Regions from separate parts of the Mus musculus genome. Here all the other regions are linked to region 1. A link is a loop called in an ENCODE intact Hi-C map of the cell type or tissue named here. Cell type or tissue: left cerebral cortex. All regions are shown on one strand. Links, peaks and the distances in the headings refer to the core of each region. The heading gives the core; the rest is flanking DNA.

Evidence for each region. A loop is a pair of places that touch in the nucleus more often than their neighbours do. Peaks named below come from ENCODE experiments on the same cell type or tissue, not always from the same donor. Only the 100,000 strongest peaks of a DNase experiment are listed, where the experiment ranks them.
Region 2: a loop joins it to region 1, with 2.7 times the contacts of the local background. A loop is called at or near these places in 2 of 42 quality-filtered maps.
Region 3: a loop joins it to region 1, with 2.7 times the contacts of the local background. A loop is called at or near these places in 8 of 42 quality-filtered maps.

What each region holds. Positions count from the first base shown.
Region 1 is chr9:120,189,144-120,194,403 of GRCm38, forward strand. No RefSeq gene overlaps it. Among named protein-coding and RNA genes, the nearest start is that of Gm38642, 23 kb to the right of the region's middle. In left cerebral cortex, for the core only: a CTCF peak has its summit at 2,478 (motif pointing right); DNase peaks (open chromatin) are centred at 1,965, 2,466 and 3,826; H3K4me3 peaks cover 644 bases; H3K27ac peaks cover 2,764 bases.
Region 2 is chr9:120,489,615-120,494,164 of GRCm38, forward strand. Eif1b (eukaryotic translation initiation factor 1B) reads left to right here and starts at 2,992. Exons shown (of 4, transcript NM_026892.3): 1 at 2,992-3,227; 2 at 4,493-4,550. The coding sequence starts at 3,197. D830035M03Rik (RIKEN cDNA D830035M03 gene) reads right to left here and starts at 2,967. Exons shown (of 2, transcript NR_166642.1): 1 at 2,492-2,967; 2 at 807-1,516. In left cerebral cortex, for the core only: CTCF peaks have their summits at 1,026 and 2,141 (motif pointing left); DNase peaks (open chromatin) are centred at 2,991, 3,548 and 4,238; H3K4me3 peaks cover 2,429 bases; H3K27ac peaks cover 1,989 bases.
Region 3 is chr9:120,413,071-120,417,620 of GRCm38, forward strand. It overlaps Myrip (myosin VIIA and Rab interacting protein), which reads left to right. Exons shown (of 17, transcript NM_144557.5): 4 at 4,070-4,206. Among named protein-coding and RNA genes, the nearest start is that of Gm34159, 52 kb to the left of the region's middle. In left cerebral cortex, for the core only: CTCF peaks have their summits at 2,637 (motif pointing right) and 2,838; DNase peaks (open chromatin) are centred at 2,657 and 3,712; H3K27ac peaks cover 1,706 bases.

The DNA.
Region 1 (5,260 bases), core at 489-4,488:
CAGTGTATGTTTTTGGCTATTTATTTATTTTAAAAACTAGGTGACCATAGGTATGTAAAATTATGTCTGGGTTTTCAATCTGATACCATCAATCAATATGTTCATTTTTATGCCAATGCTGTGTGGTTATTACTATATCTCTATAGTACAACTTGATATTGAAGATAGTGTTACCTCAATTGGTTCCTTCATTATTCAGGATTGTTTTAGCTATTGTGGGTGTTTTGTGTTTCCATATGAGGCTTGAAACTGTGTTTTCAGGTTCTGTGGAGAATTATGTTGGAATTTTGATAGGTATTGCATGTAATTTGTAGGTTGTTTTTGGTAGGTATCCGTTTCACAATCTTAGTTCCACTGATCCATGAGCATGGGAGATCTTTCCATCTTCTGATGTCTTCTTCAGTTTCTTTCTTTGAATTCTTAAGATTTTTATTGTGCAAGTCTTTCACTTCTTTGGTTATCCCTCAAACTCTTTTGAGGCTTTTGAAAGGTATGGTTTCCTTGATTTCTTTCTCAATTTTCTCCACCCTACTTTGTTAGCTGGAGTCAGTGTCTCCAGATTACCACTTTCTTGTTGTTTTTCTCCAAATTCCTTGAAGTCAAGCTCGTTTGTCAAACTTCTCAGGAAATAGAAACAATCTGTGTATGCACGGGGATGTTCGTTATCAAGAACTGGCTTGTGAGCCCAAAGGCAGAGCAGTTCTAATATCCATGCTTACAAACTGAGGATCCAGAATATGAGAGCTGATGGTGAGTCTGAGGAAACCCAAGAGCCTGAGGCCAGGGAGACCTATTGGGGTCTGTACTGGCTGGTTTTGTGTGCCAAGTTGACACAGGCTGGAGTTATCACAGAGAAAGGAGCCTCCTTTGAGGAAATGCCCCCATGGGATCCAGCTGTAAGGCATTTTCTAAATTAGTGATCAAGTGGGAAAGGACCCCTTGTTGGTGGTGCCATCCCTGGGCTGGCAGTCTTGGGTTCTATAAGAAAGCAGGCTAAGCAAGCCAAGGAAGCAAGCCAGAAAGGAACATCCCTCCATGGCCTCTGCATCAGCTCCTGCTTCCTGACCTGCTTGAGTTCCAGTCCTGACTGACTTTGGTGATGAACAGCAATGTGGAAGTATAAGCTGAATAAACCCTTTCCTCCCCAACTTGTGTCTTGGTCATGATGTTTTGTGCAGAAATAGAAACCCTGGGTAAGACAGTGTCAGCTCCAATCCAGAGGCTGAGAGCCTGTGAACATAAACAGGTTCAAGTCCAGTGGCAGCCAGTGTCACAGCTTGTCGGGGCTATGTGGGCCATACACTGACTGGATGGGGCCCATGCTGTGTCTCCACCCTTTAACTCTCTACGCCACCACATCAGTCTACACTTAGATTTTCACGTTATCCAGAAACATCCTCCGTAGGAACAGACCCAGTCAAACTGCCGCCCATCCCGCATCACCCCAAACAAGTTTTGTGTCCACTTACACTGAAAAGGTTATTTTCAGAAGTGGGTCTTCAGAATTTCTAAAACTCATAGAATAAGGGGGATTAAAAGTTGTCTAGTTACACACACAAAAAATGACTCATTAAGCAATAATAAAAGTAGGACTTTCTCTTTTTTCCCCCTCAATTCCTCTTAGTTCTTTGAGAATTTTGTACAAAGTTATATCTGCCCCGTCCCCAGCCTCTCCCATTCTCTTCATCCCCTCTTCCCTCTCCACCTAATTTTGCCCCCCTTTTAGTCCACCAAGTCACTGCAGTTGGCACACCCACATAATCTGGTGGGTGCCCACTGGACCGGGGTGCTTTCACTTAGCAGGGCCCACACCCTTAAAGAAGACGGACTCTTCCGCTCCTAGCAGCCATTAACCGCCAATGGCTCCTCCTCAGGTGTGGGGCTCACACTTATCCCCTTTCCACACTGGCGTTCGGTGGGCTTAGGTTTGTGCAATGCTTGAGACCGCTGCCACAGCCACGGGTGAGCTCATATGTGCAGCTGTCCTGCTGTATCCGGATGGGTCTCTTTCCCTTTCGTTATCCACTGCCTCTGGATCTTACAGTCTCTCTGCCTTTTCTCCAGCAGCGGTTCCGGAGATGTCGCTTTTCAGCTGAGCACACACACACACACACACTCTCTCTCTCTCTCTCTCTCTCTCTCTCTCTCTCTCTCTCTCTCTCTCTCTCTCTCTCTCTCTCTCTCTCTCTCTCTCGCTCGCTCTCCTCACAGCCTGGAGGCTCTGTGGGTCTCGGTGTTAATCGCCGCCGTCTATTGTAAAAGAAGCTTCTCTGTTGAGGGCTGACGGACGCATTGATCTGTGGGTATACGTCATTAGGAGCTGGTTTAATACTGTGACCATTTCGCACTGCCCGCTCCTCCCTAGCCCCTGCATCGTCTCCCCCCACCCCACCACCTCCATAGCCTTTCTCAATTTCAAGCCCATTTTCCAAAGACACCTGAATAAACGGCCACTAGAGGGCAGCACCGGCTGCAGTTTCTCCTGAAACCTCTGAACTTTTCAGTGGGGCCAAGGCTGACAAAGGTTGGCTTCTAATTACCACCATACTCATGGTATACAGAGAGATTTTTCTCTTCTTCAGGAATAGTAGGCAATTGAGAGCTTTGTCATAGAGGCAGCTTTTGAGTCAGAATTCGTCTTGACTTTGATTTGATGGAAATGCCCGCAGAAGGGGGACTGGATATGCTTACTGCTTCCTTCCTCGGGCTGATGACACAGAGCAGCCGTGCGTAGCTCTCAAGAGCAAGCTGCATGCCAGTGTAGGTGTGGCCAGAGCCCCAGCTCAGGAGAGTTCTCATTCCAGAGGAGTATGGAGCCATCATCGACAGGACAGACAAGCTAACCCCAAGGCTGAGGTTACCGCAGACAGAAACAGCCAGGCAAAGCCAAGGCTTGGTCAGATCCTACGTTTGTGGTATCAGCTTTACACAGCGACAGGAGCTGGGGTGCTGATCAGGATGCTCACGTTAATTTGGACCTTGAAGTCTCATTGTTTGGTGCCTGGTAACAACAGCCATGGTAAAAGAAGAAAATATTTGTGATACCAGTGACTCAGCATGTTGTAAAATATTGAGGCTGGCTGGCCAACAAGCAAACAGAACAAACGAACCCCCCACAAATACTCCTCCTCATGAGGCCAGCGTTGATGCTGTAGGGCTTAGTGGGCAAAGGCTTGGTATGCAAGTGTGAGACCCTCAGTTTGGACCCCAGGGACCCATGGAAAGCCCCACACGGTAAGACAATCCAGTAATCCCTCTGCTCCTGTGGATGGAGGCAGATGGCAGCGAATCCCCAGAAATTCACAGGCCAGCTAGCCTGTTGTGTGTAGCGGGAAACAACATGAGACTTGGATTCAGTCAAGGTGAGGCAGTTACCTGCAGCTCTCCTCTGATTGTCACCTGTGCACTGGGCACACGTGTGCCTGCACTCACTCATGAGCACACAAGCATGGGGATAAAAACACAAAAATCCTTAGGGAAGCGGTGTCATAATTACATTGGATATGTTCCCTTCTGTGGCAGGTTCCATCCTGCCTCGAATTGGACAGCGTGCGATTACCAAGTGGGAGGGGTCGCCCAATGTTTCCAAGCCCCAGTCTCTATGTAGCCTGCCCAGAGTCCACTTGGCTTGGCTTCTGAGGCCTCACCCTGTGCTCGAAGCATCCTGTCAGCTTCTTCGTGAACCTGGAACCTGCTAGGCAGAAAGACAAAAGGAAATCCTGAGGTCAGCAGAACAAGCCTGCAGAGTGGTTGATCCACTTTCAGAACACGTGGATGGCTGGCGCTATGCTAACTCCGCATTCCGCTATTTTTTGCCAAAGCCCATGACTCTGTAGACTGCAGCTGAGGGTGTTTTGCAGGCAGATATAGCTTTGAGCTCTTTTGTGAGCTTGGCTCTGACTCCAGGAGGTCTTGATGCACACGAAGATCTGAAGAAGAGGATATGCCAAGAGGAGTTATGCAAGCCTTGCAGAAAGAGTGAGACTTCCTACTTGGAGAGTAGAAGGGAGAGGAGGAAGCACAGTAGGACTACAGCTTCCTGGACTCCCCCAGGAGCGGCCATTTTAGGAAGAACAAACCTCTCTGTCTCCACTACTTTTATTTTTTCCCATAAAAAATATTCCATGCATCCATCCATACATGTATGTATACAGGTATGTATGTATGCATGCATGTATATATGTATATATGCAGGTATGCGTGCATAGCTATATGTATGTTCATAGGTATGCATGTGTGCATGTCTGTATGTATATATGTAGATATGATATGTATGTGTGCAGGTATGAATGCATATATACATGTATATATGTATGTCTATATGTATGTATGCAAGTATGTGTGAGCACATGTCTGTATGTATGCATGCATCTCTCTCTCTCTCCACATATATATTTATATATGCAGGTATGCATGCATGTCTATCTGTATGTATGCAGGTATGCATGCATGTAAATATGTGTATATACACAGATATGTATGCATGCATACATGTCTATATGTATATATACAGATATGTACGCATACACATCTATATGTATGTATACAGGTATGCATGTATGCCTATATGTATGTATGCACTTGGAGGTAGCAGTTCATGTGTGGAGGAGTAGGGTCTGAGGATAACTTGGGGCAGTCATTTTTTCTCCATTTTGAGTTTGCAATAGTGGTTTTCCTTGAGCTTCCAGAGTTTTGTTCGATGAGGGCAGATCCCTTTGTCAAGTAAATCAGAGATTTTTATATGTCCCCTTCTCTCCATTCACACTGAGATGGAGAAGAAAGCAAGAATGACAGGTGGCCCCTGTCTTAATTTCCCACAGAGGCAAACGCGTGGCTGGGCACACTCTGTTGCATGGCTTTGGTCAGATGAAGTCTGATTCCTCAGTAGCGGTACTCAGCCAGGTGCAACTCCTCGAGATCTCGCTAGGGAAATTAGGTAGCGTCCTGCCCTCTGACCTGGAAGAGATCAGCAGTTGTGATTCTCCTTCATGGAAGCACAGCCCACTTGGGTTGTTTTTGAGGCTTGGCTTGATCTCACCTGCTGTCTTCATGCTTGTTTGCGTGGGCTGAGCACGGCCCTTACAAAAGAGTCAGCTCGGAGTTTCCTCCAAAGGCACGAATCCCCCACTTGCAGGGTGGTGGCCCTGTCCTGTGATCTTAGTGCTCAGGAAGTGAAGGCAGGAAAATCCAGAGCTCAAGGCTACCCTTGGTCACACAGAGAGTTCAAAGCAAGCCTGGGCTACCTGAACCTTGTCTCAAA
Region 2 (4,550 bases), core at 551-4,550, 300 kb after region 1:
GACATGCCCCAAATCTGGGCCTCGGGGAACCCTGTGAGGAGGAGGAAGAGGCAAGAGCTGTGGTCCTGTGAAGGAGAGCGGGGAGAGGATGGGATAAGAATCTCAGGCTTCTGACAGATGTTAGGAGATGCAGATAAACTGAAGGGGAGTGTTGAGCCCACGAGAGGAGCCCCCATCTCTCTGTAACCAGCCTGCAGTCTTATCTTTTATGTGTGTCCTCAGTTCCAGGCCAGGAACAGCCAGCACAGAGCTTGGCCTTGGGAGGATGCAACGTTAAATGTGTGCATTGAACTCCCTGAAGAGGGACATCAGAGTCACAAGTGTTGTGGCCACAAATTCTGTACAGAAGACAAGTCTTTGGATGGTCAAGGATCCAGGGTTCCAAACAGATACCATGCCTCCATGACTACCAGACATAAGACATAACTGAGTGAATCCCATCACAGTCTCTGATGCAGGCAGACTGCCAGGGTGGATGGTAGCTACATCATAGTGTCCCCTTTATGAGGAACCAAGAGAAGCAGCTCCTGTGCCCAACAGCCAGGCAAAGTGATTCCTGCTGGACAGCCGGTAGGTTCTCTCCCTGTAACATGTGGGTTTTCTGGCTGATTTCAAGTACGGTGTTGTGTGGATGCTAAGACCCTGGTTTGGAGTCTACCTCTAACCTTGGCAACCTTCCAACTGTCACCCTTTATCTTCGCTCCTTCTCTTGGTCAGCGGTTCCCTGTGACCCATCCAGACTCTTTTCTGACACAGCCAGAAACGACACTTTAACCCACGCTGCTACCACTTAAAGCCAGACACACTCCATTTTAAACACTTCAGTTTATTCTTTTTATAAGAATGCTGTCTTGTAGAAATGGGATATAAGCTACATGTGATGTGAGATTTTCCAGTAGGGTTTTTTTTTTTTTTTTAAGTAAAAGCAGGTGGACTGGAATCTTTTGAAGTCTGCGCATATTTTATATTTACCCTTGCATTTCCATTTAGACCAGCTATACTGCAAGAGCTCCGTGCTGTGGGTGAACAGTAGATTTGCACTGTACACTAGAGGCTTAAACACAAAGTCCATGAGGGCAGACACAGAAGAGCCTTTAACCAGTTTTTTTTTATTTGCTTGGCTAAAACTTTTGTAGCTTTCTTGGGTACTTCTGATGTAAGCCTTACTTCTAAATGGAGGGATACGTTCTACTAACAGGTATAGTGACAGTGAGACCTTGAAATTTTCGGGGTGTGTGTCTGCAATGTGAGTGATGTCCACCTGAGTGCAGGTACCCACAGAATCCATAAAAGGGCATCCGACCTCCTGGAGTTGGAGTTGTAGGCAGTTGAGAGCTGCTTTCTCCTGAGAGCTGGGGCCTGCAGCAGTCCTCTGAAAGAACAGCTAGACTATGCCATTGCTCCAGCTCCAGTCTTCAGGGAAACTTCAAGGTTTTTCTGTTTTAGTTTTCTTCTCTGGCTCACTCATCCTAGGCTCCATCTGAGAAACCACGTAATACCCAGTGGTAAGGTATATCTAGTAAGAAAAGGGGGGAAACATACCATGTAGTAGAGTGGTAATTTATACCGTATGTTTTGTGTAGTCTGTGCTTCTTATACTACTTTGTAGACTTCTTTAAGTTACTTAGAAAATAGTGTTAATATTTCAGGCAGAAAATTTATATAATTTATTAAAAACTTCTCAAGGACTGGTGAGGTGGCTCAGGCTTGCTGATGGCCTGACAACCTGAGTTCCTGCTCCAGGACCTACATGAAGGTGGAAGATGCTCAAGACTATTAATTCAAATATTCGTAAGCTAGAGTTTTTCAAACCATGGTATAAGAATAAAACTGAGTAAGTAGTGTGCCTGAAACCTGACTGGTGGATGTAGGGGCATACAAGTGTATTCATTTTTACAACCCTAAAGCAACAGGCCATGCATAGAAACATTAGGAGCGGCCACTTTGTACAATAGAAGTCACTGAAACATGAGCACTACACTCCAGATATTCATTTCCTTTTTTAAACTACAGTAATGGACTTCGAGAGACTTCCCAGGAGTTGCTGCTCTTACACAAGACCTGGGTTCTGTTCCCATGGTCTCATAACCAGCTGTTATTCCAGTTCCAGGGGATATGACACCCTCTTCTGGCCTCTATGGTACATACACCCAACCACATAAAAATAAAATCTTTTTAAAAAGGAAATTGTAGTAGCGATTGGACCTACTGCTACATCTTGTTGAATGGATTGCTAGACAGAAACATAGTATGTATGCTATCTATGGCTTCTAATGTCTTGCATCAGGCCTCCAATACTATTTCAACACGAAGGCAACAGGTTTGACCTACAAAAAGGTTAAGAATTCCAAATTTTTAGTCTACTGCTTTGGTCTAGAAAGCCAACCACCTGCATAGGTGGTTTACATAGGTTAAGACGGTTCTCCACTGTCCACTGATGGTTGTGCACGGTTACTCTTTACAGTTACTTCATCTGCTCGCTCACACTCACCTAGCAACCACCAGACACCCATCCTGCACGGGACTTGCATCCGACCTTAGGAGGCTCCGCAGAGGAGAGCTCGGGCGGGATGGTAGCGCGTTCTCTCCACGCACACCTGACTCTGCTAGAGGCTAGGTCGTGACACCTGAGACAAACAGGTTAAGCTTAGTAGAGACTGCAGCATCGGAATCCCGGGGCTTGGAGGAAGGGAGAATTCCCAGGTGGCACCCACAAGGGTTCTGCAAGGAACTCAGGGGTCTCGGGAACCCTGGGGGCTGGGGAGGGCGGCGGAGGCGCAGAGCGCGGTCCCCGCTGGTTGCAAGTCCAGACCCCCGGGGGCACGTTTCTCGCCGTTGCACCCGGAAGCGCCTCCGCCCGGCGCCTCGGGCGGGACGGACCGCGGCTGCCCGCAGTGGGCTCCCGCCCGCTCCTCGCTGGCCCCCGGCTCGGCGCTCCGGGGCGGACGCGCGGTGCGTGCGGACGGTCACGTGGCGGCGGCGCGCGGGGCTAAATACGCGGCGCCGGCCATTTTGTGCGAGAAGCCGCAGCGCCGCCTCCCTGCTCGCGCCCCACCGCCGCCTCCGCGTCTTCCTGCGCCCCGGGCTTCCGCCGCTTCATTGATTTCCGTTTCTCGCCGCTGCAGCCTCCTGACACGGTGATCCGGGCGGGCCCCGCGGGAATTCTATCCTCTCACCGGCCTCACACTAGTGTCGCATGTCCACTATCCAGAACCTCCAATCTTTCGGTAAGGGCCAGTGGCCGGCCGCCGCCCGCGTCCCTCTGGGCTTTGTCTCGGCGCCCAGAAGATGGCGACGGGGGGCTCCCCGCGACCCTAGCCCGGGGGATGCCCCTCTCCGGGCCTCGGACACGGCCTTAAGTGGGCCTGCGACTCCGTAGAGGCGAGGGCCCGACCGGCAGGCGCTTGGGGAACTTGACACTGGCAGGAAGACAAGGGTCTCGGGGACTCACAGGACGGTCGGGGGACACGCCAGGGCTGCAGGGGGACCCGCCAGAGGCTGGGGGGACTGACAGAAAGGCCGGGGGCTTCAGAGACCCGTAAGGGAGCTACAGTACTTGCCAGGGCTGCAGAGACTAGGACTAGGGGCTTGCAGGGAACCTGACAGTGACAAGACGCTGGGAGTCTCTGGTGTTATCTCTCTTGTGGCCTCGGGGCTGGCCAGGGCTTTGCAAGGAGACTGGAGGGGTGGGGCCCAGAAGCTGGAGAACCTGACAGCTTTAGGGTGACTGCGAGACCTGTGACTCTCAGACGACTCACAAGTGTGTGTGTGTGTGTGTGTGTGTGTGTGTGTGTGTGTGTGTGTGTTGGGGCATGGGGGGCGGGGGGTGGCCTTGCTCAGTCCTTGCTGGGAGGGAAGGGAAGTTAAGGGCTTAGAGGATCTGCGACTCAGTCGGCCAGGACTGGAGGGGGGGGGGGTGCCAGAGAGACCTGTCACTGACCGGAGCTGGGGTGGGGCTGGACCCAGCTGGTTTTAAGCAGCCCCCAGAGGCGTCTGTTTGAAACACTTAGGAGAGAGGCCTCTGATTTGACTTGGAAGTGGCCCTGTTGTCTCTGCTTGCAATCATTTTGTAAATTACACCTCGTGAGGTTGCATGTATATGTTTATATGTGTTTTATAAGGCTCAGTTACTATGTTAACTAATTGGGGTGGGTGTTTTTGAATGTTGTAGTCGAAAAATAGTGGCGGTGACGCATGTTCTTGTGGCGGCTGTATGAAGGCTGTATGAAATTAGGGTTTCGTAAATGTTTTCTGTCTCATTTGCTGGTGGCTTCCACAGTGGTGGTCTCTACTTTTAAGCTCAGATATCGGCATACAGAGCCTGCTTAGGTTTTTCTCCTTTGAAAAACTTATTATCAGTGAGCCCCACCCTCGCCTGCAGAAATGGAGCAGGAGTGCTGGAGGCCTCACCGAGGTCTGTCTGGATATGGAGTGGAGCACGCTTCTACATACTACTTTGTAATTTGTTTTCTACTTTTCTGCTCCTCTACAGACCCCTTTGCTGATGCAACTAAGGGCGACGACTTACTCCCGGCAGGGACTGAGGACTA
Region 3 (4,550 bases), core at 551-4,550, 220 kb after region 1:
AAGCCTCCTAGCGACATATGTCCACAGATTCGCAGTGACACACTCAGGGGTCCCTGTGTGAAAGCTGTACTTTCCCATCTTCAGTCTCTGCATCTCTCGACTCCTCAGAATAGATTGCTCTGACTTGGTCCTTCAGAGCATCTCTGTCGTCAGACTGTAGGAATCTTCCTTCACAAACACGCAAGTGACAGGTACTGAATCAACCCGGGGCTCTTCAGGAGCTGTGGTTCTATTTCTAGCTCACTAACACTCAAAGTGCAGTCCCTTTCACCTGGAAGTGTTCAGAGTCACACTCTCAAGCCTCACTCAGATCTGCTGAAGCAAGGATGCTTGGGAGGGGCCCAGCACGTGGAAATCAGCAGGCCTTGGGGTAGTAGGGTGGATTGCCTTCAGAACTATCAAATGCTAAGAAACGCATTAATCAACAAGACTAGCTCTTTAGTTAGGATGAAATGTAAGAAGCCTGATGGGATGGTGTATGCTTGTAATCCCGGCACTCAGGAGGTGGAGGCAGGAGCATCTCAAGTTCAAGGCCAGCCTGTGCTACATAGTAAGACATTGTTTCAGAAAAAAAGTAAAAAAGACAATGTAAGAATTCAATGTTGGGGGCTGGTGAGATGGCTCAGTGGGTAAGAGCACCCGAATGCTCTTCTGAAGGTCCGAAGTTCAAATCCCAGCAACCACATAGTGGCTCACAACCATCCCTAACAAAATCTGATGCCCTTTTCTTGAGTATCTGAGGACAGCTACAGTGTACTTACATATAGTAAATAAATCTTTAAAAAGAAAAAAGAAAAAGAAAAGAATTCAATGTTGTTTTCCTGTCCAAACTGTTTTTAGCATTTATTTAATGGTTATATCCACAGCCTTTAAAAGATCGAGAAGGCGCTTTGGATATAATGGGATGGATGCTGATAACAAATAACAAGTTCTGAAAAGTCACGTAGGATGGAGTACTGTGCTAGCCCATACCCCAGCCTTATGTCAGCCATCATTATAAACCTGATGAGTATTGATTGCTTGCCTTGTAAGGCTTTGTATTGATTTGAATAAAAATGGCCTGCATAGGCTCATATACTCAATGCTTAGTCCCAAGTTGATAAACTGTTTGAGAAGGATTAGGAAGTGTGGAGTGGGTGTGGCCTTGGTGGCATGGGTGTGTCACTGGGGTGGTCTGTCTGTCTGTCTGTCTGTCTATGCCTGTTGCCTGTGGGTCAGGATGTAAAGCTCTCAGCTGCTGCTCTATCTGTTCCCCACCATACTGATCGCGGACTGACTCTAAAACTCTAGGCAAACAGGGAGATGAAATGCTTTCTTCTAGAAGTTGCCTTGGTGTAGTGACTCCTCACAGAGGTAGATAGAACAGTGACCATGACTGGGCTCAGGAGAAGATTTTGTTGCTGTTTAGGTTTTGGTTTGGTTTGTGTTTTGGGAATTGTGTCATTAAACCTTTGAATTTCTTGCAGGACACCATATCCAGGGAATCCTTCCAGAATAGGGTTGAGTGGGTGTGGCTGTCCCTGGATCTTCTCCTTAGTTCTGAGCAGGTGGCTGTGTGAGTTGATATCGGCAGGTGACAGGCCCAGCCAGGGAGTTCTGGGCTCCTTAGGCTCTGCTGGCAGAAGAAGGTGGCCCGGAGGGAAACCTGTGGCTGCACACTAGCATCACAGCTGATGCTTGTTCTGGGCTTTGGGGCTTCAGTGAATGATCAAAGGCCTCTTAGCTGGCTTTTACCAGGGTCTCTGTAGGAGAAAGCAACTTGGGTTGTTTTTTTTTTTTTCATCTTTCCCTTCTAATTCATTAGAGGAAAAAAAAAAACTTACCATTTTCTGGTTCTTATTATATATATCCAAAGTCTGTAATTGGTTTGTCAGCACATTAGGCCAGATATGTGTCTTATAAAATTTGTCCCCATATTCACCAATATCCATGTTAAGTAAGACAGTAGCTAGCTCTCAGTCACACCAGTAGAAAATGACAAAATGCAGCCCAGTGCTAGTCACGTTCTGGGGGGACAAGAGAACTTCTTCAACGGTGCAAAGCAATCCACAGAAATGTTTCCTCTCTCCCGGAAGCAAATACTTTTCAGGCCTGCAGACTTCAGTCTCCATTCAGTTCCGCTTGTTTCTGCTTTCTTAGCTGTGTGTCGTGGACACAGGCTTGAATCTGGGCGTGAGTCTTAAGTACGGCATTCTTTAATTTTATCAGAGAAGCAATGTTAGTATAACACCACCATTACGGGCCATTTGGAGAACCTAGCTGATTGCAAAGACTTGACGTCATTTTCTTATAACAACTGGACCTGCATTTGAGAGTTTGGTTTCAATTATTATGTTAATCTTTATAGTTGTGTGTTACCCAGTCTGGTTCATTGACCTTAGAAATGGGGGTGACATGAGTTACTCGCTCTGTCTTTTACCATTCAAGTTTAAAACAAGGTTATCATTCTACTTTTAAAAACACCCAGTAAATTTTGCTAGGCCCCTGGTCACCAAGCTTTGATGCCCTATGGAGAATTTTGCTTAAACACAAATTTTAACCCAGCAATGCTGAGAGGATAGTAGGTGGCTGGGGTTGTGTTTCCTCACCATGCCTCTAGGTGGCGATTGTGCTGTTGATCACCTGGGAAGCAGTGAGATCAGCAGAACTGGAATTGAGCCAAGCCTTCCTTCCAGACTACACTTTCCTACCAGACCCCTAGGTGGCGCTGGTGCCACTCGAGCCACTCCTCCTGCTGGCCCCAGGACCAGTCCCGGACCCCCCCCCCCGCCCCCCCCCCCCCCCCCGGGAAATCCGTGGGGCTTCATTTTGCAAGGTGCCCTGCCTTGCTGGAGTGGGGTTCTAGGACACCTGGCTACATCACTAGCAACTGGGGCCTGAGCAGAATTCTTTGCAGGCAGCTCCTGCCTCCTCAAAACTGTGCTGTTTAAATCCAGTCAACCCAGGTCAGTCTGGCATTCTTAGGTGAGGTTTTAATGAGATTCTAAGTCTCTCAATGCTGCTCTTAAGCATGAACTAGGATTCTAGTCTGCCTTGGAATGAAAAGACAATGTTTACCAGCAGAGTCATGCCATGTAAACAGAAATTAGAAAAGCGCTCACACAACTAGCTCACTGGAGGGCTTTGCATTTTGGTGTGCTGCTAAGTGGTAGGTTTTTTAAGGGAAACATGATGGTTATTTTACAGTTTTCTTCTGATACTTTGCTCCATGGGGCTTCCTGTTGCTTCATCTCTGAACTGAGCAAAAGGCCTAACTTGCAATAAGGAAGGTTACTCTGCGGGCGCTTCTGTGACTCAGACTTCAAGGCACGAACCCAAGTGTGGTGTCCACACTCAGGCCTCATGGTTGTTTGTTCTTTGGTTGAATTTGGATTTTTTTTTCCTTTTCCTTTGGAAATCTTTATATTCTTTCTCTGAATTTTCCAAAGGGAGTGTGTATTTTTATATTCACAGTGAGAAACATTACAAAACGCTGTTCCTCAGATGCAAGGGCTTTAGAGTCTGTCCTCACCAAACATGAAGAAAACTCCCACTGTCTACACTGACCATGGCTGCCTTGTTCACTGGGAAATAGCCTTCCCATGGTGCTTCACGCTGACTGAAGAGAGACTGGAGCCTCTTGCCGGCTCACTGGTTCTTTTTATTTCCCCAAGCTGGATTAAAAGCGCTGATAACACAGTAAGAATATCAACTATAAAGCCTCCTGCTAAACAGATGTTTCTGTGAGTTAGCTTTTCTGCATTAATAAACCACAGAGAATTTAGTGGCTTAAAATAGCAAGCATCTGTTGGCTCACTGGGTAGATTCAGATGGGTCCTGCTTCTCACCCAGGGGCCCCTGTGCATCTCTGGCCAGCTGGTAGCCGATAACCTGATTCACCTCTCAGGGCTTGGCTCACCAAAGGTCTCTATCCCAGAGCAGGCCAGCCTGGCTCCATACATATGGTGACAGATAGAAGGCTCCCCAAAGTATCCAAAGTTTCTGGCGACTGAGACGCAAATGCCTCCTTGTGGAGGGGGCTGCCAAGGGTTGTCGCCACTCTACAGTCTAACATTTGCTTGTCTAACAGGCTTCTGAGGACACAGTCTCTGGAGTGGTTCTACAACAATGTGAAAAGCCGCTTCAAGCGCTTTGGCAGTGCCAAGGTCCTGAAGAACCTGTACAGAAAACACCGTCTGGAGAGCGGTGCCTGCTTCGACATCCTAGGTACCGGAGTGCCTGCTGCTCTAGGAGGGGGTGGTGGCTGGGGGTAAGAGGAGGAAGAAGGGGATCCACCCTCTTCATAGAGACAGAGAAACTTGTCTAAATAGTAGGTTCTGGAAAGAGGGCGGAGTGTCGGGTTTTAACTCAGCGTTTTGTTTGGGTGTGTGCAGGTGTGTGTGAATGCATGTGTGTATGGGTGTGCATGTTCGTGTGTGCACTCGGATGAGAAGGCCAGAGGCCAGCTTCCAGGGTCAAGAGTTGTCTACCTTGTTTTTGAGACAGGGCCTTTCACAGGCCTGGAACTCACCAAGTAGACTAGAGCAGCGGGTGAGGGAGACCCAGGGACC